Linked DNA regions of Homo sapiens: all the other regions are linked to region 1. A link is a loop called in an ENCODE intact Hi-C map of the cell type or tissue named here. Cell type or tissue: endothelial cell of umbilical vein. All regions are shown on one strand.

The links. Peaks named below come from ENCODE experiments on the same cell type or tissue, not always from the same donor. Only the 100,000 strongest peaks of a DNase experiment are listed, where the experiment ranks them.
Region 2: a loop joins it to region 1, with 9 times the contacts of the local background. A loop is called at or near these places in 74 of 110 quality-filtered maps.
Region 3: a loop joins it to region 1, with 9 times the contacts of the local background. A loop is called at or near these places in 44 of 110 quality-filtered maps.

What each region holds. Positions count from the first base shown.
Region 1 is chr2:176,550,059-176,558,058 of GRCh38, reverse strand. No RefSeq gene overlaps it. Among named protein-coding and RNA genes, the nearest start is that of NRAL, 46 kb to the right of the region's middle. RefSeq lists a silencer at 1,904-2,198 and an enhancer at 3,284-3,578. In endothelial cell of umbilical vein, a CTCF peak has its summit at 3,424 (motif pointing right); DNase peaks (open chromatin) are centred at 3,618 and 4,138; H3K4me3 peaks cover 664 bases; H3K27ac peaks cover 1,088 bases.
Region 2 is chr2:176,451,677-176,459,676 of GRCh38, reverse strand. No RefSeq gene overlaps it. Among named protein-coding and RNA genes, the nearest start is that of NRAL, 52 kb to the left of the region's middle. RefSeq lists silencers at 4,476-4,525, 4,442-4,736. In endothelial cell of umbilical vein, a CTCF peak has its summit at 4,546 (motif pointing right); a DNase peak (open chromatin) is centred at 4,566.
Region 3 is chr2:176,123,177-176,131,176 of GRCh38, reverse strand. HOXD9 (homeobox D9) reads right to left here. Exons shown (of 2, transcript NM_014213.4): 1 at 7,592-8,000; 2 at 6,240-7,243. The coding sequence ends at 7,002. It overlaps HOXD8 (homeobox D8), which reads right to left and starts at 1,472. Exons shown (of 2, transcript NM_019558.4): 1 at 234-1,472. The coding sequence starts at 810. It overlaps LOC100129455 (a long non-coding RNA gene), which reads left to right and starts at 649. Exons shown (of 1, transcript NR_187615.1): 1 at 649-3,352. In endothelial cell of umbilical vein, a CTCF peak has its summit at 3,959 (motif pointing left); DNase peaks (open chromatin) are centred at 296, 1,606, 2,126, 3,956 and 2 weaker places; H3K4me3 peaks cover 3,313 bases; H3K27ac peaks cover 2,767 bases; H3K27me3 peaks cover 457 bases.

The DNA of each region.
Region 1 (8,000 bases):
ATGTTTTGTTCCCTGCAATTTCCCCAATACCTAGCATAGTACCTGGCACATAGCATGTGCTCATTTAACATATATTGACTGACTGAATGAACTAATCATAGAATCAATTAAAATGTTTAACTCTGGAAATGGACATTCCCCATTCTTAAAACATGGAGTCTTTTATTCCATCTTTACACACTTAAATTTCAAGCACGTTTTTGGAAATGCATTATGTCCAAAAGTAGGGTACTGCCAGTATTACTACTTAAAAGTAAGTGCTAAATTTTAGTAGATTTAGCACATTGAAATAATTATTTCAAATTATGCACCTCAGGACATCATGGAGACCTGTACAGCAGCAGTCCCCAGCCTTTTTGGCACCAGGGACTGGTTTCCTGGAAGCCAATTTTTCCACAGATGTTGGGGGGATGGTTTTGGGATGAAACGGTTCCACCTCAGGTCATCGGGCATTAGTTAGATTCTCACAAAAAGCTTGCAACCTATATCCCTCCCATGTGCAGTTCACAACAGGGTTCGTGCTCCTATGAGAATCTAATGCTGCCACAGATCTGACAGGAGGTATGGCTCAGGCGGGAATGCCTGGGACTCCTCTCTATCGGGAGCCTGGAAGTGAGGTGGAGGAAGCGGGGACCACAGCTGGCTGTGCAGCATAGCCAGTGGGTAATCAATGCAGGCTTTCCTGTGAAGGGACCAGGGTAGGCTGAGTAGAGCCTTACCCAGTGAACAATGGCCCTGAGATCCTATGTGAGGGAGAACCACCATTTCAAAGTTGTGAAAGACTATTTCTCTTTTGCATGTAGAACAAACCATATATCTGAAGGTTTTTTCCTAATATATACATATATACTATTGGCGTAGTGTCTCACTTGCCCTTGACTACAAAGTGTTTTCCTGTATTTTCAGTTTTCTCTAGAAATTTCCTGAATGATATCTAAGAAAATTTCTGTATTTAGATAGCAAACTTAGGAGGACACATAAGACCCAAGAAGGCCAACTGACTTGCCAAGATCACACAGCTGGAAAGAGACATATTTACATCAGGAATTTAGCATCACAATTTCCTCACGAGTGAGATTTCTGCTCAACAGACACGTTGCATTAGAATGATACCATGTATTAGCACATCATTTACTAATAAATACATTTCATTAGACGTTCAAGATTGAGAGTGACTTCCAGAGGAAAGTCTTATGTAGACCTTACAGGGCACATTTATAAGAATACATAGTTCTAAAGCATTCATTTTGAGACAGAAGTCTATTTTAAGTCATGTGGAGCATTTCTAATTAACTTTTATCACCTACCCAATATTTAGAAGCTGATACCATAAAGAAACTTTTTAACACTTGCTTTATAAAGATAACACTGAAAAGGACTTGGCCATCTGCTGAGCCTCTTTTTCTTCATATGGGAAACCTAAGACACTCAAAGTTCACATCATATCACAAGTGAGTTCGTGCCAAAGTCAACACTAGGGCACATCTCTGACTCCCAGTCCAATGTTCTTCTAGGTATCTCCTCCTGTCAGATTGCCTGCTTGGACAGATGAAAACAATCATTAAACTGCCTTTCAGTTTTCCTTACTTCGGAGTAGCTAATTCAAATCACATTGATAATCTGTATTACCCAATATGGTGTGACTTTTCAGATATTCAAGTATTGAAGAAGTAAATTGTCTAAGAAAAACCTAGCAAGGAGGGTTGAAAAGAGCGGAAGTGACTTGTGCCAAGCCTCTCAACTGGAACTGGTCCTGTCCTTGGGACTCTAGAGAGTGAGCCTGGCCTTGGCTGTCTGAGGTTCCCAGAAGAAGACCGGACCTTGAGATCTGAGGATTGGTGCTGAGCAGTGCACTTTGTCAGCACCTGTAATTCCTTCATCACCCAGCTCAGTGCCCAATAATATTTGTTGATTTAAATCTGTATCAAATACAAAACAGAGTTGGAAAAAACTCTATCTGGTGTGTTAGAGCAGGGGTCCCCAGCCTCGGAGCTGCGGACCGTCCCGTTAGGAAGTAGACCGCACAGCAGGAGGTGAGCGGCAGGTAAGTGAGCTTTACCACCTGAGCTCCGCCTCCTGTCAGATCTGCAGCGGCATTGGATTCTCACAGGAGCGCGAACCCTATTGTGAACTGCGCATGCGAGGGATCTAGGTTGTGCGCTCCTGTGAGAATCTAACTAATAATGCCTGATGATCTGAGGTGAAACAGTTTCATCCCAAACCATCTCCCCCATCCATGGAAGAATTGTTTTCCATGAAACCAATCCCTGGTGCCAAAAAGGTTGGGGACCACTGTGTTAAAGGGCAAGACATTAGATGAGTTATCATTCTTCTTTTATTAATTCTCCCCTGTTGTCCTTTTAAATTAATGTAGTTGTTAAAAAAATAAGTAGTATCTACTGCATAAGCAATTAACACAAGGCAGACCCATAGAGTTCAGTAAATGTGTGTGACGATGATGACATATACATGCCTTCTTTCTGCCGCAGACAAGGTGCCTGGGCTCAAGCATATATTTCAATATTATAAAGGGGTAGCAGAAGGTATCTTTGTGGCGATGAACCAATTTTTTACCTTGTTTGTAGTGGTGGTTCATGCATCTACACGTGATAAATTGCATAGAACTATGCACACATACAAATGCATACAAGTAAACGGGTGAAATCTACATAAATTCCACAAATTGTACCAATGTCAATTTCCTGGTTTTGACGTTGTATCACAGTTATGTAAGATGTTACCATTGTGGGAAACTGGGTGAAGGGTACACAGGGCTTTTCTGTACTATTTTGTAATTTCTTGTGACTCTATAATTATTTAAAAATTAAAAGAAGATTCAAGGTTTTTCTTTTTTAACCACTAAAAGATTTCATTAAAAATATAAATGTTTTTGCTTCCTCACTTACCGAAAAAAAAATTCTTAAAATAAAAATTTTCACCTGTTTCTGGAGACTACATCACTAAAGTGGAAACCATTTTTTGCCAGTAAATGTGGTTCCAAGAATTTGAGACGGATTATGCAAATGACTGATTTGTACTATCATACATTTTTAAATACTTTAAACATAACAATTATAGGTGTTGAAACTTAAAACATTGATGAACAGCTGTTAACTTTTAAAATTATAATAAAATTAAAGTGGCCATCATTAAAGAAAGGAAAACCAAGCACTCGTCTATAGAAACTATTTTTTAAGATACAAAGCTCCAATATGTTCTTAAGAAAAAAAATGCACTTGCCTCTTCTCCCAAGTAATATATTTTAGCTTCTCATTATGAATAATCCATCTTTCTCTATGTTCATGGAAGGAGTAAAGCTCAGTCTTTATTTGCTTCTACAGGAAATTTTATTTTCTGTAGAAAGCTAGTCAATTCAGAATAAAGGGACTAATTTATATTTGACCACTAGGTGTCACTGTTGATGGTGGCGTGGGCGATAAGGAGGGGGAGGGGAATTGAAAGCAAGCTCAGGGGATTTGGGGGGTTGAGTTTGTTGTTGCTGTTGTTTTTAAACATAAAATGCTCACATCATTGCCATTCTCCCTCTCTAGGTACGGCAGGGTGGTAGGAAGGAAAGAGAGAAGTATGAAGACACAGCTTTGGCAGTGTTTCCGTAATGACTGGCCCTCAGACCACCCTAGCAGATTGCTGACTGCCGAGCCACAATCCCAACAGAAATTGACTCTTCAAGTCCATTTTAATCATTCCCTAACCACCTCGCGGGAAAACAGAAAAACGTCAATGACTCCACGTTGGGAAAGCGAGGCTCTCCTCGGCCATGCCTGCCTAGTGCTGAAGAAATCAGATGAATAATTTATATCACAAAGCAGTGTGCAGGGTCAGCTCGTGTGTGAAGGGGCTCTGAGTGAGGAGCTCTGGGCGCACGTCAGAAACATCATCTATGAGGCCAATAAACAAATCCAGGCGGAAGAGCCTCAGGAAGTGGAATGGGAATTTTTTGTCAGCAAAGATCAGTGAAGTCCAATTTAATTCTGGACTTGGCTGTATGAAATGGGAACGTTTTCAAAGCCCGTGGAAAATCAAACAATGAAAAAGAGATTTTCCTGATGTACTTGGCACAGACTCCAAGGATAGCAAGACGGGCAGTGCTGCCTGGACCCCGGAGGGAGATCGTCCTTATCTTCAGAACAGCCAGGGCCCGATGCCGAGCCTCACGGTCAGGGGTCGGTTCCCGTACCCAGTAGCATACCCAGGATCTGCAGGCGGGGCGGGGCTCGCTGGCAAAGCCCTGCAGAGGAGGCTGCCGTGTGCCCGTGCTATTTCAATCAAGCGTCTCTAGCTGGAGCTCTTATTCTTTCACTTTCCTAAGGGGGAGAAAGTTAAAGAAAACTAGGGAGTTGGAGTGGAAGGGAGTTTTGAGGAGAGAGCCTAAACAAGGGGTACTAACCCCCTTGTAAGCATCTAGAGGAGAATTTTAAAAAATGGAGGAAGGAGTTGAAATACATGGCCCAAAAGTTTTCATATTTGAAAATAGTTCCTTGCTCACTTATGTTATAAACTATTGCATCAAATGACCATTTCTAACCATTGTCTCATCAAATGAGACATTTCTCAGGGCAGGATTAGTAGTTTATACTTAACCACAATCATTGGAGGCAAGTTAGTGGGATAATCATGTAATAAATTAAAAAAATAAAAAACAGAAAAAGAGGTAAGCAACGAACATCGAGTGCCAACTACACGTCAGGTATTATCCTCAGTGTTTTCTGTGCATCAACTCATTTAATCTTCAAACAACGCTACAAAGCAGGCACTCATATTATTCCTATTAGAGATGAGAAAATGGAGAGAGAGAGAGGAGGTCAAATGGCTTGCCCACGGTCGCAGAGCCTGTAAGCGGCAGACTACCTCCAAGTCACTCAGCAGCAAACATAGGTCTAGAACTCAGAGCTCTGACCCTTACCACCCAGGCTCTCCTTATGGATCTTTTACCATCTTGTGCCCTGTGAAATGTCTACCAAGTTCAGATCCTAACCACTGAGAGCCATAAAATGTATGCACAACAGAATTTCTCTACTTGCTACATTCTGACAAAGTACTACACCAAAAGATGGAATGCAAACTAGGCTGTGAGGCCAGCCCTTGACAGGCATGCCTTTTGTGGCTCACAGCTTCAACTACTACCTCAGGCAAGCCCTTGAGACATCTCTCTGGACCAACTTCTCTTCATATAGCCACTTAGTCTCTGGTCAGAGTCAACTAGCTATATGAGACTATAGATCAAACATTCATTGTGATTTACACGAAATTAATTTCCAGAAAGTGTAAGTAATGGTACTTTGTATGAAAACACATATTTTCCAGGAATTTTTTATTGCCCATGACACACACACTAAGATTTTGCCAAAATAAGTTCAAGCCAGTTGTGTAACTGTACTCAAAATAGCTGAGGCTACATAAAATGTCTTTTGGGCACTGACTCAGGGGGAAAAAAAACAAATGTGCTCCTTAATAACCCTGGTAGCTGTACTGACTCTAACAGATAATTTTCTAGTCCAGCAACAGTATTGCAGTTTGTCATTAATAGATGTGAGGAATTTCTTTAGTTGGAATGAAGCCACAATTAGTAGATGTCCTTTACCCCTACACCTGCACCGCCCCTCCCCCTCCCCCCAAAAAGAAGCAGCCTCTGGAAATAAACCCAGAGGAAGTATTCACTCTGGAAAATAAATGCGAGTATCAAAGTACAGTCAAAGTTTTTGTGGAGGTTCTTATTGTATTTCTTTTAGGATAGACACTAAGCATGAACAATGGGATGATCTGTCAGACTTATCATTCCTGTTGCACTTCCAATGAGCCAGGATTATTTCCCTACCAATGATTTGCCTAGTGCATTAGGTAGGGCTTTCTAGAGAAACAAAACCAGTAGGATATATGTATAGTGTGTGTATATATATATATATGATGGGAATTGGCTCATGAAATTATGCAGACCCAGAAGACCCGTGATATGCCATCTGCAAGCTGGAAAACAAGGAAAGCCAGTGCTGTAATTAATTCTGAGTCCTAAGATGTCACTGAGGGATGGGGAATGGGAGGCACTTGTGTGAGTTTGAAGGCCCCATAACCAGGAGTTTGATGTCCAAGGGCAGGAGAAGATGGATGTTTCAGCTCAAAGAGAGAGAGGGAATTCATCCTTCCTCCATCTTTTTCTTCTATCTGGGCCCTCAAGAGATGGGACAATGCCAGCGCATATTGGTAAGGGTGAATCTTCTTTGCTCAGTCTACTGATTCAAATGCTAATCTCTTCTGGAAACACTCTCACAGACATACCCAGAAATAATGTTTTACCAGCTACCCAGGCACCCCTTAACCCAGTCAAGTTGACACATAAAATTAGCCATCACAACGAGGAAGTAAGGTTCACAACCAGAATTAAAAGGACTTTAGAATTAAACTGTCTTCAAGTGGCCAAAGAAACTTAACTTTCAAACTTCCCCTAAATTCTGATAAACTTTTGAAAAACGTTTTCTCTTTTATTTTGCCACATACATATCCAGATGCCAACACCACACTATTACCTGGGAAATGATGACAGAAAAGGAAAAATTAAAAATAAACACAAAATGTTTATTAAGATAATTATGATTGAATACAAAGTTTCAATAAATTAATTCTTCCGTATTCATGAAACCCAACTACAATAGACAACTGTCAATGTAAGGCAAGTCATTTTTCATTAGTGATTGTGCTTTATATTCATATTTTTAAGAAATATTATTGGACTCTGCTATGGACTGAAATGTGTCCCCCATCCCCAGTTCATAGGTTGAAGCCTTAACCCCCAATGTGACTGTATTTGGAGATAGGGCTTTTAAGAGGTAATTAAGGTTATATGAAGTCATAATGGGCCCCTAATATGATAGAAGTGGTGTCCTAAAGAAGAGGGAGAGATCTTTCTCTCTTTTTCCACACACATGTACCAAGGAAAGGCCATATGAGAATATAGCAAGAAGGTGGCTGTTTGAAAGCTAGGAAGAGAGCCCTCTAGAAACTGACCCTGCTGGATTTTAATATGGAATTTCCAGCCTCTAGAATTGTGAGAAAAATTCCTGTTGTTTAAGCTGCCCGGTCTATGGTAATTTGTTACGGCAGCCTGAGCTCCTCCTCCATCAAAGACATTACCAAGTGCCAGTCCACACTTGTGTTGGTTCAGATGCAGTCCCTGTCCTCTTGGAACTCATACTTTGGTTGAGATGACAGATATTAAACAATTGTAAAAATGACTATATATTTATCAGGTAAAACAAGTGAAGCTGACAAATCAACGGGTAAATTTGTAAGAGCATGACAGGATTCAGTTTAGTTTGAGGGGCCAAGGAAATAACACTTAACCGGAGCCTTAGAAGTGAGTGAACAATTAGCCAGATGATGAAAAGGACAGAAAGTTCTAGAGAGAGGAAACAGTATTTGCAAAGGTCCCATGGCAGGAAAGAGGATGATCATGTGGAAAGAACTGAAATAAGTGAGTGGAGTGAGAGCAAAGGGGGAAGGACACACTATAACCCATGTCTTTAAAGACACTAGGTCTTCTGTGTAGACAATACATGGAGGTGATGAAGAGTTCATGCAAAATACCAGCTAGGTGTTTATTGCTGTAGGCAGGTCACAGAAGGATGATGGCTTTGACTAGGGTGGTGCTTGTGAAATTTGGGAGAAGCATAAGACCCTAGGAGTATTTGGTAGATGGAAACAAAAGGACTTGATGGTTTCATGAATATGGGTAGAAGTGGTTACAGAGAAGATGGTGTTAGGATGATTCCTTGGTTTCTGGCATGAACGACTAGGGTCCGTTTGTGACATGCACAGAAATGGAAAGACTAACAAAAAAGCAGAATTGGGAGGTGAGTACCACTGTTTGGAATTGTTACTGCAATTGTTTCTGTTTATGAGGCTGATCTTGCAACTGTCTGAGACTATTTTCTAAGATGAGACTTAGGATATATTATCATAAACAACAAATTCAGTAGGTAATGAGG
Region 2 (8,000 bases), 98 kb after region 1:
GCAGAGAGGTCTTAAATGGGGTGCCCAAAGTCACCCATACTCATGAGTGCAGGAACCAGGTCTCAAGCGCAAGCTCTCTGGCAGACCCCATGGCCAGGCTCAACACCGCAGTCCCTCCCTATGCTATCAAGCATTTGATCCAGATACAGATCCCATCACAAAGGAGCTCTCAGGCTCACCACTCTTCTTACTGCATTTTCTCAGTACAAAATCTGAGGTTCATGCATTACTTTGTTTTCCAGGGACAACAATGGAATCCTTGTCTTTCCAATCTTATAAAGAATATGGAAATCCCTCACGTCTTACATGGGAGCTCTTCAGATTCCAAGATTCCATCACTCCTCAACACTTCTCCTGCCTCTCTCACCTGGATGATTGCATTACCCTCCCAACTAGTTCCGCCAACCCCCCACCCGACCCCACTGCTTCTTCCCCCTACAGTTCATTCTTAGCCAAACAGATTCTTTTAAAACTAAGCCAAGTTGTGTTACCACAGTGCTCAAAACTCTCCAGGTTACCCAGAAAATCAAAACCACAAGGAGATACAACTTCACACTCACTGGGATGGCTATAATCGAAAAGACAGATAATAACACATGTTGGTCAGGATGCGATGAAATTGGGACCCTCATACACTGCTGGTGGGAACGTAAAATGGTGCAGCTGTTTTGAAAAATAATCTGGCAGTTTCTCCAATGGTTAAACATTTCTATTCCTCACCTAAGAGAGGAATTTCTGGCTAGTTGACTTGATATCCCCCAGGTAGCTTTCCTACAATAACCCTGTGGGGGCTTGACTCAACACTTCTACTCCTAAGTGAGAAACAGAAATGAAAACATATTTCCTCACCAAAACTTGTACCTGAATGTTCATAGGAGTATTATTCATAATTGCTACAAAGTGGAAACAACCCAAATACCTATTAACCGATGAATAAATTAAAAATGGTATATACAGTGGAATATTAGCCAGTAATGAAAAGAAATGCAGTATTAATACATGCTACAACACTGCTGAATCTGAAAACACAGCCCAAAAGAAGCCAGTCACCAAAAATCACATTTTATGTGAGTCCATTTATACGAAATGTCCAGAATAGGCAAATCCATAGAGAAAGAAGGCAGATTAATAGATGTCTAGCACAGAGGGACTTGAGGGTAAGTGGGGAATGGCTGTGGAATTTCTCGTTGGGGTGATGAACATATTCTAAAATTGATTGTTGTGATGGGCTCACAATTCCGTGAATATATTAAAAGCCATCAAACTGTACACTTTATATGGGTGAATTGTATGGTATATGAATTGTATCTCAATAAACCTGTTATTTGATAACAACAAAATCCTCTAGGGCCAAGCACAGAAGCTAGCACGAAGTAGGTGTTCAATAAATATTTGTTGGATAATGAGTGAATGGGGGGATTCAGTCGCAGATTAAATTAATAACATGGAGTAAGCGAGCAGAATTCAGACATGTATCTCAGGTGTGGACTCACTCATATTGTTCCTTGGGAAGCCTTTATGGAAATCTCAGAATCTGGTTGTGTAGTGCAGTCTCCTCCAGGGCCTGCCCTTCCCCCTTTGCCCCATTCATGTCACCTGAATTACCTGTTCTCCGGGAGGACAGAGGACACAGCTGCATCCCCACAACCCCCCAGCACAATTTTTGGTGTTCAATGAACACTTGGAAACTCAGTGCCTGTGTGAGAAACCAATTCAATATTTAATTACATCCATTGTATTTACTAAAAAGCTACTTTATGCCAGGGCAACATATTGGGTGCTATGGGGAATATAAAAAGGTTAACAGGCTTCTGAAATTGTTTGACATGTTATTATAAACATGTACCACTTTTGTAATACAAAAATAAGTAATAGTTTTTAAAAGTTCTAAGTCCTCATCTCCTGAATATTTAAAAGAAAAAAAGTGGTTACTAACTCAGAAAGTCTGCCATCAATAGCTGATAACCACAGATTTCAACATAAATAATTTGGATGCAAGCCATGATGAGCTAAGTGAGTGAATGGAGTGTATCAAAAGTGAATGTGCTTCCAAGTCTGAACCTTGGCTCAGCCTCGTATGAACTATAATTTCAGACAGGCTGCTGGGCTAGTTGGAACCTCAGTTTCCTCATCTGTAACATAGGAACCTTGATACAGCTGTCTACTTTATAGGACTGTTGTGAATATAAAATGAGATCATCAATGTAAAATTCTGCAAATTATCAGTGGCAATATTAGGAGTGGTATACAGAGGAAGAGGTGGTTTCTACAGAGATCTGGAAAGCAGGTGGCCTTTGGTCTAGGGCTTCAGGGAGGTTGTGGTTAATTCCATGGTCTCTGGAGTCAGACTACTCAGGGTTCTAATCCTGGAGTGGCCCCTTATTTGCTTTGGGAATTTGGGCAAGTTACTTCTCATCTGGCTCATTTTCTTTCACTGCTCAATAGGGGAAATTAAAAGCACCTACTTTATAGGGATGTGGTGAGAACTGAGTGAGAAGTTGGATTGTTGTGCTGGTTTAGTAGATAGTAAGCCCTCCATCAAGGGCAGCTGTTACTCAGGTCCTCCTTTTTAAGAGTGACCTGGGCCAAGCACTTTTCGAATGGCTAAAAAGATAAGGATCAAAACAACCTTCTAAACACCACAGTGCCCTGTGAAAAAATTGTCAGCCTCTTAATAATAGTTCATTGTGATCACTCATCCTACAACTATCTTCTGAAGCCTATCACAGTTACTGAAGCCAAAGTTTTCCTTTATGTAGCTGGTTTGAGATACCTTGTGAATGGCTTTAGAAAGCTCTCGAGCAATTTGGCAGTCCCTGTGTTTCCCTGCAATGGGCTATTGGAAACTCCACTAGAAAGCTGATCATCATTGAATACATTGGTGTCTTCCATAAGAATGATGTCAAAGATGGGGACAGTACTGCTATCTGTCCAGACTCAACAGGACACTAAAGATGGGCTAGGTTCCAGAAGAAGAGGAAACCAATAGGTTCTGTGCATGAAGAACCTACATGTGGCCTCATCTTAGTTAGAGAGGGTTTGGTTCACCATTTCACCTCCCCCCCACCCAACTCGTTTCCATTATATATTCCTGTATTAATGAAATTATGTACTTATTACCCATTTCCTTGGTACTCAAACTGTAGTGTGTATCAGAATAACCCAGAGAGCTTGTACAAACACAGATTCCTGGGCCGTATACTAAAGTTTCTTCCTCAGTATGTCTGGGATGGGGCACATTTCCATCAGTTTCCCAGGTGACATGATGCTGCTAGTCTACGGAACACAGAGAATCAGTTACCTATCCTAACAGCTGCTTAGGGGAAAATTTTTGTTTAAGGTTGCCTTTCCCTTTAAAACAACTGTGACAGTAGTAGAGCCTTTCAGATAATGTGTGACGCACGCAGCTTGGGAAGTTTCTAAGGGTGGACCTTCTGAGAGGCACTGATTCAGGAGCTGATCAATTGCAGCTGCTCTGATGAAATATCCTATAATCAGTGACTGCTTGTCTTCACAGACCTCCCTTAGCACAAAAGGTTCCCAGACCAGCTGCAGGCTCCCAGCTTCCTGGAGCAGAGCTGCAGCTGGACCTACTTCCCTCTATCCAGGGGACTTGTGGGTGTGTTAAGGGCCTGAGCAGCCTGGCCTCAAGGGTGGACTTCCTCCCCACTTCCTCCCACCTCCTGACGTCAGCCCTCCTGCCAGAACCAGCCTACACTGTCTGGAGGGCAACTGCTGAAGGTTTGGTTGCCATGGCAACTGATCCTCTATCCACTGAGGGGTAGAGGAACCCTGGTGTGTGATTTGATGGGTGGGCTCCACCATTTCCATTTCTCCAGATGAAAGTATTTCATCACTAGAAACTCCTTTTGCAGTAAGCACTTTTCCATCCACGAATCCCGTCTTACAATCCAAACAGTCCTTAGGAGGAATGTGAATTCTTTCATCAAATGGAGCCTGGTACCAGCCTCAGAGGAGAAATTGCCAGACCTCATCCACGAAGAGAGGCTGACAGCAGCAATGCTACCTCCTTAACAATTGCACCAAAGTCCTGCTGTGAGGTACTTGCTGAGGGTGGAGAGTGACTGCCACCACAACAAACTGAGGTTGAGACCAATAGCTCTCCCTACAGATGGTGACATTTTTTAAAATCTCATGATTAAAAAGCTGAAGACTAGGGATGATCGCCAAACACCTGACCAGTCTGCCATCGTGATGAATAAATGTCCTTTGAGATTGGAATCCTACTGAACAGCACACTTTGTTGATGTTTCAGGACAAATGCACCTTCATGTTTTATTTTATATTTTATTTTGCTGTCAGCTATTTTAAGATCTTGAATCAGGTTACACATAAAAGAACTAGAGCCAGGATGTTTGGGAAATTAACAGATGATATTTAGCAAACATTTTGACGGGTCATAAAGAAACATCTGGGAGAGATGTCTGGGACCACGAGTTGTGTGCTGGGGGAAGGAGGCCCCTCTCCAGCAGCTGCATTAGGTTTCTGGGCTGAGCTGAGCTAAATCTTCAGAACGGATGACCGTGCAGTTCAAAGAGTCCCCAGCAGGGGGCACCCTTTTGCAGTAAACTCTCTCGGTTTTATAGCTTTGCTCTGCAGCAGCCGACCTTACAGATAATTGATATTTTGATTTCTCTAACCCTCTGCTTCCTCCTTCAAAGCAGACACTCCCCTCTAGGAAGCCTTCCTCCCACCTCTTATGAAAATGGACATTTTGATGAGTAGTGGTTCTTATAGCAAGGATTAAAAGCAAAATCTGAGGAAAGATGACTGTCAAGGAAATTAAATATAGATTATGAAGAAGGTTGAATACATGCCCACAAAAGTTTCAAGATAGGCTTGCCTGATTTTCATGATCAACTCAAAGGGCACAAGACATTTCTAGACTGTCTCATAAAAGCCTGCATCAATAATGCATATGTGTATCAGTATAAAACTGGCCTCCAGTTATTTAATTTCTCAAGGGTCAACTGTGTTCCTTGGCAACTTAAGCCTGTGTGGAAAGCACCTCATGTTCCCCTGGCAGTGCATAAATAATTATAATAAATAATCCACTCATTAGCTGAAATAATTAACCCTGTTTTAGACAATCCAAAAACATCTTGGAAGCAAATAATTCAGAAGTGGACAACAGTGTTCTCCTCTCAAAACCAAGATCCAGTATCACCAGCCATTGTTATTTAAACATTTTAAGAGACCTATTACTTTTGTTTTTTGAATAAACTTAGACAGTTTAGCTCATTACTCTCACACTTCACAGCTCCGTAGACACATGTGGGTAATATTCTCATTTTAAACTTGTGATAGATTTTGTAATTTGATAGTTTTTTTTTCATTTTCTTTTAAATATCTTTCTTGCAGGAGTTATTCTCTAGCAAGAGTTCACTATTCACCCTATTCTCTTTGCAGCCTGAGCCATGTTTTAAAAGCCAGTTCACTTATTAATCAAACTCCTATAGAACTTAGGTGGTATCTGTCACTGTTCTAGGCATTCTTGAAATTTTAAGTCCTTTAAACCTCATAACGTGGATACTACTCTTATGTGTTGTCACAGAGAGGTAATTGAGGCACAGAGAAATTAAGTAACTTGCCAGAATATGCAATAAACAGCACATAAACAAGTCAAGATTTGAACCCAGCCTGTCTGAAACCAAAGTCCAAGTATTAAATCAACATGTTACGTTATCTCTTAGTAGAGAAGGGGCAATAGTTGTATACAAACTCAGCTAGTGAGTGGCTATTTTAATGAAATGTGAAGACCTTTGGAAGGTATCTAGTCTAGTCCTTGGCACATAGTACATGTTCAATAAAAATTGGTACTGGGTGAGGAGGACTGATATATGTACACATATATATTGACCTATATTCATTTAGGGAAGTGGTTGGGAGCACTTGGTTATGCAGAAGTAGGATATTTCCAGCTCTTTCCATCACTATCTGTGTGGCCTTACTAAACCAACTCAATCACACTAATATCCATTTCCCCATCAGGAGATAATACCAGTAGATGCTACCTCACAGAGGTGAAGTGAGGATAAATGAAATAAGGCACACAAAAAACTTAGCACGGTGACTGGCATAGGGTAAAAGGTTATGATTCTTCCCTTTGGTTTCATTTAAACCCAGTTTTATTTAAAGACTTAGTGTATAGTATCATATAAGAGCAAATATTTATTCAAACATTCCCCCAAAAAGCAAGTTCAGCTATTTTTGGAGAGACACAGAAGCCTTTGGTAATCAACATTGATTGAGGGTTTTGAAAGGAAAAAACATTAACAGCACTATTAGAAAATCAGTTATGGGCTGAAATTTGCAAGGTTTATGGAGCTTCAAGTTCAATACTCCTCTGTCCCCAATACTTTATAATATGTGCCAGAGAAAACTGGAAATTCTACCCTTGACAGCCCAGACGATAAAGAAATCACAGAGGAGAAACAGATTGGCCATGCTTAGGGCAACAGAAGGGGAAAGCAGGCCTGACCCCCTCCTTCCCTCTCCTTGCTCCATCTCTCACCCCCATGCCATCACCTCTTCTCATTTCCTTCTCACTTCCTCTGGCCTGACTCCTCCTTACCACACCTTCTCCTGGAGCAGCTGTTGAATGGTGAAAGAGCACAGTGAGCTGCCTTTGCTGCCAGTGGCTGTGACAAGGCCCAGGTGGCCTCAGTGAATGATCAGGGTGGTCATGGCCTGACATGGATGGAGAGTGATTTTCCTCAGTCCACTATAGATGCGTAAGGGCCATTTTGGACCACTGCATGACACCTGATTAATGACTCCATATCAGTCCAGGGTAGCATTTTTCCAGTGGTCACATGCATGGCTGGGAAGTAGTATTTATGTGCCATCTTCCTGGGATTCTCGTGGACTCCATAGGCAATTTGAAGATAAGATTTTTTTTTTAAAGAGTCTTGCTCTGTCACCCAGGCTGGAGTGCAGTGGTACGATCTCGGCTCACTGCAGCCACCATCTCCCGGGTTCAAGTGATTCTCCTGCCTCAGCATCCCGAGTAGCTGGGATTACAGGCACCTGCCACCACGCCCAGCTAATTTTTGTGTTTTCAGTAGAGACGGGGTTTCACCATGTTAGCCAGGCTGGTCTTGAACTCCTGACCTCATATGATCCGCCTGCCTCGGCTTCCCAAAGTGCTAAGATTACAAGCGTGAGTCACCGTGCCTGGCCAAGATTTTAATATTGCTTTTTTTTTTGTTTGTTTGTTTTGCCACTTCTTGATGGTTTCTTTTACACCCAAAAAGAACTTTTCACTGATAAGGATTATGTGATGGCATAATTCTAAAATACAGAAAGAAAAAGAAAGAATCCAGAGACCTTGGTGCTGGGAAGAGGGGCCAGGCAGAGCCTTGGAAGTGGTGAGAAATACCAGGATCTCTCATGACCCACAAACAAGCCTGGAGACTGCTCCATGGTGTGTCTCCATATTTGTACATCCTGGGGAGCCCAAAGGACAGTTGGGGTCTTTTTATCAAAAACAGTAGGAAATAAATCCCAAAGAGATTTTACTATATAATCATATGTTTGCTGACATATTTCAAGCTCCCTTTACATGCCCAACACTGGGCTAGGAGCAACAGAGAGAAATAAGGCATAGTTCTTGCCTTCAAGGGACTTGCAGTCTGGTGGAGCGGAGGTCAAGGAGACCAGCCTTCACACACAGGATGCTGTGGACACCAGAGGGGAGTGCAGGGAGGGGAGCCTAACTTAGCTGAGGCTGTCTTGCAGAAAGCTTTGCGAGCCACCTGATCCTTAACAAACCTAGAAAGGAGGTTCTAGGCATCAGGAACTGCACCAAAGCATACAAGCACATGGAACAAATAGATACTGCAAGAAGCAAAGCTTACTCATGGGGAAATCATGAGAGATGATTCAAAGGTGGACAAGAGCCAGACTGTGAGTGGCCATGCTAAAGAATGAGAATTATAGGCCGGTCACAGTGGCTCACACCTGTAATCCCAGCACTT
Region 3 (8,000 bases), 430 kb after region 1:
TAGGGTGTGCAGGCAAGAGGAGCAGAGAGGTCTTCACAATTATTCTGTCCCCATCATCTTTACATGGTTCCTACTTTTTTAAAAAAAGTCTGTATTACTTTATGAATAAGAGCCACTGTGGCTACACAAGAAGGAAAAGGAGGGGGAGAGGGAACGGGAGTTTTAAAGCCAGAACGTGAGATGAAAGCAGATTTCTCCCCCTCTCCCTTCTTAAAAAAAAAATGCATCCCAACCTTGTGGTCTCATCCACGGAAACATTTGAGAAGGAGACGAGCTCTGATTTAAGTGGTCTGGGTCCTCGCCAATATTACCACTGGACGATTTACAGTCAGGATATTGTACCAGCTCGGCCTCTTGCTGGGTCGTAAAAATCGGCTGTCTCTGTAAGTTATCGTATCCGTAAAACTTCGCGGGCTCCCCGTGACAGGCAATCCCGCCGCAGGGGGGAGGTGGCGGCGGAGGCGGAGGATGCGGAGGAGGAGGGGGGGCGGCCTGGTAGGCAGCGGCCGGGCTGCCCCCGCCGGGGTGGAAGTACTCCTGGCCCCGGCCTTCCCTACCGCCGCACCCAGTCCCGGAGGGCGGCGGGGACGGGTGCGGGTGCGCGTGCGCCTGCGGGGGCGCGTGCGGGAAGCCGGCGGCGCTGTTGCCATAGAGCTGCAGGGCTGCTGCGGCGGCGGCGTGACGGCCGCCGACCTCGGGCGCGAAGTGACAGTCGTAGTAAGTGGGATTGATGGCCTCGCCCGCCGCCGCCGCCGCCGCAGCCGCCGCCTTGTACTTGGAGTACAGCGGGTTCACGAAGTACGAACTCATTGGGGCGTCAGCGGCGGCGGCCCCGGGCGGGCGGGCGGCGCTAAGCAGCCAGAGAGCGAGCCTCGACTCGGCCGCACTGCCGCGGGGGCCTGTGGGGCGGCTGCTCTCGCCGCCGGGACCGCCGGGCTACGTCGCTGCTGCCGCCCGCCCGCGCTCGCGCGTCGCTTCTGAGGCCAGGCAGCCGCGGGCGCTCAGCTACTGGGCGCTCATGCCCGGCTCTTGCGCCCGCCGCCTCGGCTTCGCGCCGCCTCCCTCGCGGGTCGCGGGGCCTCGCCCAGCCCCCGCGCGCCGCCGCCCTCCCGGCCTTTCCCGGCGCGCCCCGGCTCGGCCGCAATATAATCGCCGACGCCCCAGGCGACCTGCCCCGCTGCCTCCACTGTTTCCTCTCAGGCACCAGTGACTGAGCGCACCCGGACAAGAAAAAAGTGCGCTCGGCCCACGGGGACACTCTGGCCTCGGTTTACAAACCCCGGCTCTGGAGGGAAAAGAAAAAAAACACCCTCTGCCCGCCGCCACCTCTTACCGCGCCCCCCCCGCGCCCCCCTCCCGCCAATCTCGCCCCCGCCGCCGAGGCTGCCGACCCGGTGCGCACCGGCGAGGCATTTTCGCACCACAGCACTGCACGGAAAGTCAGCGTGACGGGGACGAGGAGCCCCGCGGAGGGATCCGCGCGCAGTTCAGTCGCTACGGCCGACGGACGGAGCGCCGCGCCCGGCCCGAGATGCCTCCGCCGGCCTTAAAGGGGGCCCATAAAGACGCACTGCCAAGGGCTCCGTGTGCCCCGGGGCCGCGGGAATGCGGATCGCAGCCGGCAGGGAGGGGCCGCGGCGGAGCCTTAGACTTGGGGGAGCCAAGGAGGCCACTCCCAGGAGGCTGCGGAGCAAATGACTGCCTCCCCGAGCCCCTGGCTGCAAAAGCAGAGGTTGCCCGTGGCTTTTGCAGCTCTGGACACGCGGGTGCAGCCCAGGGAACGTGGACAAGAGGTGTTGACGGACCGGACCGTGCATTTGAGTTGGGGCATATCGAAGTGGTTTAATTAAAAGCCGCGAGTGTGGCCCCAGATCCTGGCGTTATCAAAGCAAATCAAAGCCTTTCTTTTCCAGCCGAGCGGGCCCTGTGGAAATGAGATGTACATTTACCCTTGACGCACCGCAAGCCTGGCCGAGGCTCTCAGGTTAATTGATATTTAATGGAAATCATGCCCATGAATATAGTTTCCATCATTTCACCCTTGATAGACGTCAGCCCTGGGCGCAGGGGGAGGCTGAAGAATGCAGGAGGGGGCATTAGGCTTGCTGAGAGAGTAAATAGAAGAGCGGACAGAAACGTTCTGAGGCGGGAAAAAGGGCTCGCGCTGGGGAGGGTGACATTTCCTCGGGCAGGACGCGGCTCCCGGGTCTCAGCCCCGGCGCGCAGCGAACCAGGGCCGGCTGCGGTTCCCGGAGGAGTGCGGAGGGCAGACGACCGCAAGTTCCCCCCAGGAGCCTCCCAGCCGGCGTTCAGATCGCGCCGGTTCCAGGCAGCTGCAGGCGGCCCATCTTATGCTAACGATCCTACTTCCTCCGCCAAGCCTGTGAAATTACTGCCGAGAGAGCGCGCAGGCCTCAAAGTTACGAATTTTTCCCAAAGCAGAGAAAGAGAAGGCTCAGCCTAGTTTGTGAGCAGAGATGAAGAAAAGTTGCCCGAGTCATGTGGCCCAGTCGAGTGTGAATCGACAAAATATTCCCGATTTTAGCAGCTCTCTCCAAAGCTGTCTGGCTTTACCCTACCAACCGCCTCCCCACACACTTCCTTTCCCTCTCTGCTCCCGTTTCAATGTCCAATAAATGCAATGGTTCTCTGTTGTGTGTGTGTGTTTTCCCCTCTCCTGCTCGGCCTTTCTCGTGGGCTCTTTGGGTGACTGAGCCCCGTTTCCTTCGGGATAGGTACAATGTCGTGAGGGCGCCAGGCCCACAGCCTTGGAAATAGACCTCCAAGGCGCCCCTGCTCAAGCTAAACGCACCACGCCGGCTTTCCACACCAAATGCAAATTTCCGAAAACCCCAGACGGCCTCAGAGATGCTGCAGGCTGGCGAGCGATTTCAGCTACCCCTAGCTCCTTGTGGGTTGGCCCAGCCTGCGAGCGCGATCCTGACTTGTGTCCGGGTGGACTGAAATATCATTTTTACAAATGGAGAAAATGAGATCGAGATGGACAGACATAGCAAGGTGATAATGTCCGACTCAATTATTTCTACTGGGAATGACTGAAAGGTAAAGGAATCGTTAATGAATCTGGAGATGACAGAGGCATGCTTTATTTAATTTTTAAATTAGTAAGGAGTGCAGACTTGGGGTGGTGGAGAGCAAGGGTTTTTTTGTTGTTGTTGCTGTTTGTTTTTGTGGGGTTTTTTTTCTGCTGGTTATTGCCAAGTATAATGACTTTCTTTAAATCCGAAGGCGAACGAATTGATTCTGACAATTAAGGATTTGTCCTTCAATCTTGCAAATGCCCAATTAAAAGATTATTATTGTCAATAAAGCCTTGGAGCTACCTTTGTAATTGTGCCCCTTTTTTTCAGTTTGGCGTGTGTGTGTGTGTGTGTGTGTGTGTGTGTGTGTGTTTGAACCCTGGATAAATGAGTGGATTTTGGAATGGAATGGGGGGGGGGAAAATGAAAGAGCCTGGATCTCAACAATACCAGGCATCTTGTAGAACTGTGTGATTCCTCGGGGGAATAAAAGAAAAATGAACACTAGAAAATTCATTTATAGACATTCAGGCCAAATTTAGAAAACGTTACAACATTTCCTCTTGGGACAAAACAGTTTTTAACATTTATTTAAGCATTCCGTTTATAATATGAGTAGAAAAAGAGCGCGATTAACTTAGTAAGAAAAGATCTATGCTTTTTACAGCTTTCTGTTTTGATATAATACATTAATTTATCATGTTTTATAGTTTCAGCTGTGCCACAGTCCAAAGTTTCTGAAGCCATGATCGAGCCAAAATTTTATGCCCAGCAAACACAGAAATTAATAGTACACCTTGTTTATTTTTGGTTAAAATTATCCTAATTTCGGATTAAAAATAAGATTGTTAATATTTTTAATCAAAACCTTTCTCCGCCGCAATTCCAGCTTTACGAGATCAGAAAGTGGAGCAACAGCGCTCTCTAGTGGCCAAATGCCACCTCCAGTCCACTGAATTTAATTTTTATTCATCTCAAACCAATTCTAATCTCGTTCTTCAATTTGGGGCTTGGACTGCTGACACTAATAATGCTTCATTCCTGTGACTGTCAACAAGTCAAGAGCAGCAAGCAGGAGCTCCTGTATGCCTAGGATATTCTAATCAGTGCTCCCAACAGCTTCCAGTAGTGTCTTTTCCAAAAGCTTCCAGCCCTTCTTTTGCCAGACACCAAAAGTCCCCATGCTGTAACCGCCCAGCTGTGCCTTTTAAAACAATTATAGGACAGGCTAGATTTAACAAAACCTACAACTTTCTAAATATCAACTGCCAAGAGGCTTTTTATTTTCCAGAGGAACCAGACACTTTGGCAACCAAGAAATTACAGAAATCAAGTATTGTTATGTTTTTGTTTTTCTCTTACAGCTGTTACTTTTAGGATTAAATCATGAATATTTGCTACTTTAACACTGTAACTTTAATGCTTTGGGGCCCACTTAGGTGGCCGATTTTGGGGGGAATCGAAGCCAAATCAAAAGCTTTTTGCTGGATCTCTGAGTGGCTGTCTGGAAAGTCCCTTTGCGCTTCTGTTTGTTGGAATTTCTATGGACAATAAATGGGATTTTAAAAATATATATCAAAAGTCATTGAACTAAGCATTCCACTAGAATTTTTTTTAAAAGCAATGACTATTCAATTGGCTTAAGTGTTTCCTGTTAGGTTAATCTTTTTACTCATCTTCAAAACTGCTTTCCTCCAGTTTAGGTGTAACAATTGTATTTTTTTATAAGTGAATAGACATAAATTTCAACAACATTTTGCTTCAAAGTTTGGAGTGGAGGGCCAGAGATTCTTGTGAATAGGCATCTAACTTCATCTTTTCCCGCGAACCACACTTCTGGGAGACTCTCACCTGGGTAAATGACCTAAGATCACTAACCACCCTATCCCCAGATAACAGGCCAATTTTTTTGTTTGTTTGTTTCTAAAGAACCAGCTAAACCGTGGTCATAGTCAAAATATTGTAAAATGCCATCTCCTTAGGCTACTTCCATTACCTGGTTCATTTCAAAAATCAGAAATTCATTCACCTCTTCCTTCCTACCTCTTTCATGTTTACTTCCTAGGTGCTCACACCTCACCTGGGGGCTCCCATGCCCCTGCCTTCTTGGTCCAACGCAGTCTTGTTTATATTTTATTGTCTAGATTTTAAGACCCAGTTTTGTCTGCATTTTTCCTTTTCTCCCACAAACACAAACATCAAAATGAGATGGTTTCAAAGCAAAGCACTGGGCCTGTCGTAAACTCATTACCTCCAGACGTCTGGCCCGCTAGATGGCTTTATGACACCTCGGCTCTTCCTGTTTTCAAAGAGCCCTAGGTACCCAGCTGGCCACAGTGGCAGGGGTGCGCAGCACCTTCTGCCGGATCTGGGCCTTCCTTGGCTTTCCCTCCCAGCCCCCCTATGCTTTTTCTTCGCGTCCCCTCTTTCATTGGGATCCCCCAAGATCTCTGCCACCGCCCCCACCTTCCACCCAGCTCAGGCCACTTGGCAGTGCTGCCTCTTTGGCCTGCAAATGCTGTGCTCACCCAAACCCTCACTTACAATGACCTTCATTTTAGCCCCTGAATGCAGCCCTCAGAGGGCCAAGCTGGGGGCTAAACATACACAGAAGCTGGGTGGGGGGAAGGGGGCGGTGAAATGGAGGTGGCTGGGGAGGAGAGCCTTGACCATTTTGATCGCTAAGGTCACTTTGGGGCTTTGGTGGGGAGGAGCAGAAGCTCACAGCCTGACCAGCTGGGACCTCCCGGAGCCAGCTAGCCCCACCGAGCTGGGACAGTTGCTCCAGAGTGTAGAGTTGGCCTTTCCCTTGTTTGGAGAGGGGTTTGGCATCTGGGGCTTCAGGAGCCCAGGGAAGGTTAGGGTGCTGTGTACCCAAGCCCCAGCCTGAAAGTGCCTGGCTTCTGGGGCCTGCTGGCTCTTCTGGGCGCTTCTGCAAGGCTAACACTGGGCCCAAGCACAGAGTTCGTGGAGGACCTTGAACCAGGCTTGGGGAGGCACCAATGTCCCCCCACAGGGTCTGTGCTGCTGCATCTGCCTACACAAAGGGATGTGAGGCAGAGAAGGCAGAGACACATCAGAGAGATCTGTCAGGTGGAAGGGCCCTGAATTTTTAACAATGTCTCACTCCCAGGGGTAGAGGAGAAATATCCTGAGTGTGATATTTTGCAGAGAGGCAGAGAAAGCAGGCACACAATGTTTAGGGCCAGCGTCTGGGCTCCATTTGATCAGGTCAGCATTTATTAGTAGGAAGCAGTAACATTTACAACTGGTCCTCGGGCAGGAACCGGGAGGGCCACCACCCGCGGCCGCCCACGCGAGCCCAGCCTTCAGGGGAGAGAGCAGCGCGTCCAATGCACTGAGGACAAACCCCAACCCGCCCGAGGCCCTGGGCTCCTCTAAGCCTCACTGGAGATCTCCACCGAGGTCCCGCGTGCTCCCTGAGGAAAGGGGGCTTTCGCAACTGGTGGGCAACCCCGCCGGGCTTCACCGTGGGCTAGCAGCCGGGGTGTCCGCACTGTTGTCGCTCTGCCTTCATTCTTGGAATTGGGGCGCACTTGGCCCCTGTTTGGGCAGTGCTGGGGGTGAGGGGACTAAACTACAGCACTTTTCAGAAACATGGGGGACATTTACACAAGAGAGGGCTCCCCAAGCCAGCTTGCACTCACAAAATATAGCATTTCTTAAGGAACCAATGGAGCAGGAAAGAGAGGGAGTGGGATAGGGCGAAACCCCAAAGCCACTTGGTTTTTCCAACACGTAAACGAGCAAATACAGAGTCCCCCAAATACCTCAGAGACCAACCACACAGTCACTTCTATCTAAAAAGAAAAAAAAAAAGAAGAAGAAGTCCAAGTCGCTGGAGAGTTTCTGGAAATCAAGCACCAAACACCCACAAAGGAAAACAGCAACAACAACAAATCCGCTGCCCTTGAGCGCTCCCGCCAGCACCGCGCCGGGTCAGTCTCCTTTGGGGCATTTCTCCTTGCTCATCTTTTTCATTTTCATCCTACGGTTCTGAAACCAGATTTTGACCTGTCTCTCTGTTAGGTTGAGAATCCTGGCCACCTCGTAGCGCCGGTCCCGGGTGAGGTACATGTTGAAGAGGAATTCTTTCTCCAGCTCAAGCGTCTGGTATTTGGTGTAGGGACAGCGCTTTTTCCGGGTGGAGCGAGCGTGGATCCAGTTCGCGGCGGGGTTGTCTACAAAGAGGGAGGTTTGGAGACGGGGAGAGAGGAGAGGAGGGGAGGCAGGGAGAGACCACAGGGTGGGGAAGAGAGGTCGTTAAATTAATTTCACCAAGGATGGTCGCTTTTCACAACTTGTGGGGAATTATCATAAAAAGCCTTAATGCTCGCGCTCTGTTTACCGTACTAACTGAGCGCCCAGGGTAGGTGGTTATGGGAAGCTCTTTTTATGGATGCATGTTGTTCGCCTAGGCTTGGGTAGGCGTCTAGACGTTTTTATAGGTTAGTAAAACTATCAGTTTTGCACATTCGAGCCTTACAGGTTTCAGCAATAAATCAGGGGGCAATTTCTTTTGCACTTACTTGGGTCAAGTTGCTGCTGCTGCGGCTGCGAATGCTGCTTCTCCTCCTCCTTCAGCGAACAGCCTGGGATCGGGTGGTCGCTGCAAGCTGAGGGCTCCGACGAGCCGCCCGTCCCAGTCGCGGCCCCGATCCCTGCCCCAGGCCCGGTTCCCCCCGTCGCCGCTGCCGCCTTCTCCTGCAGGAACGAGTTGCACGAGAACTCGGGGCCGCTGCTCCCCTGGGACTCCCGGGCCACGGAGCACTCAGTCCGTTTGGAGGAGGAGGATAAGGAAGTGGAGGAGGAGGAGGTGGTGGAGGCGGCCGTGGCGGGGGCCGGGGCCGCTCGGGTTTCAGGCTTAATCCCGTAGTGGCGCCCGTTGGCTGGGCCGCTGGGGCCAGGGCTGGGACCGCGGCCCGGACCGCCGCCTCC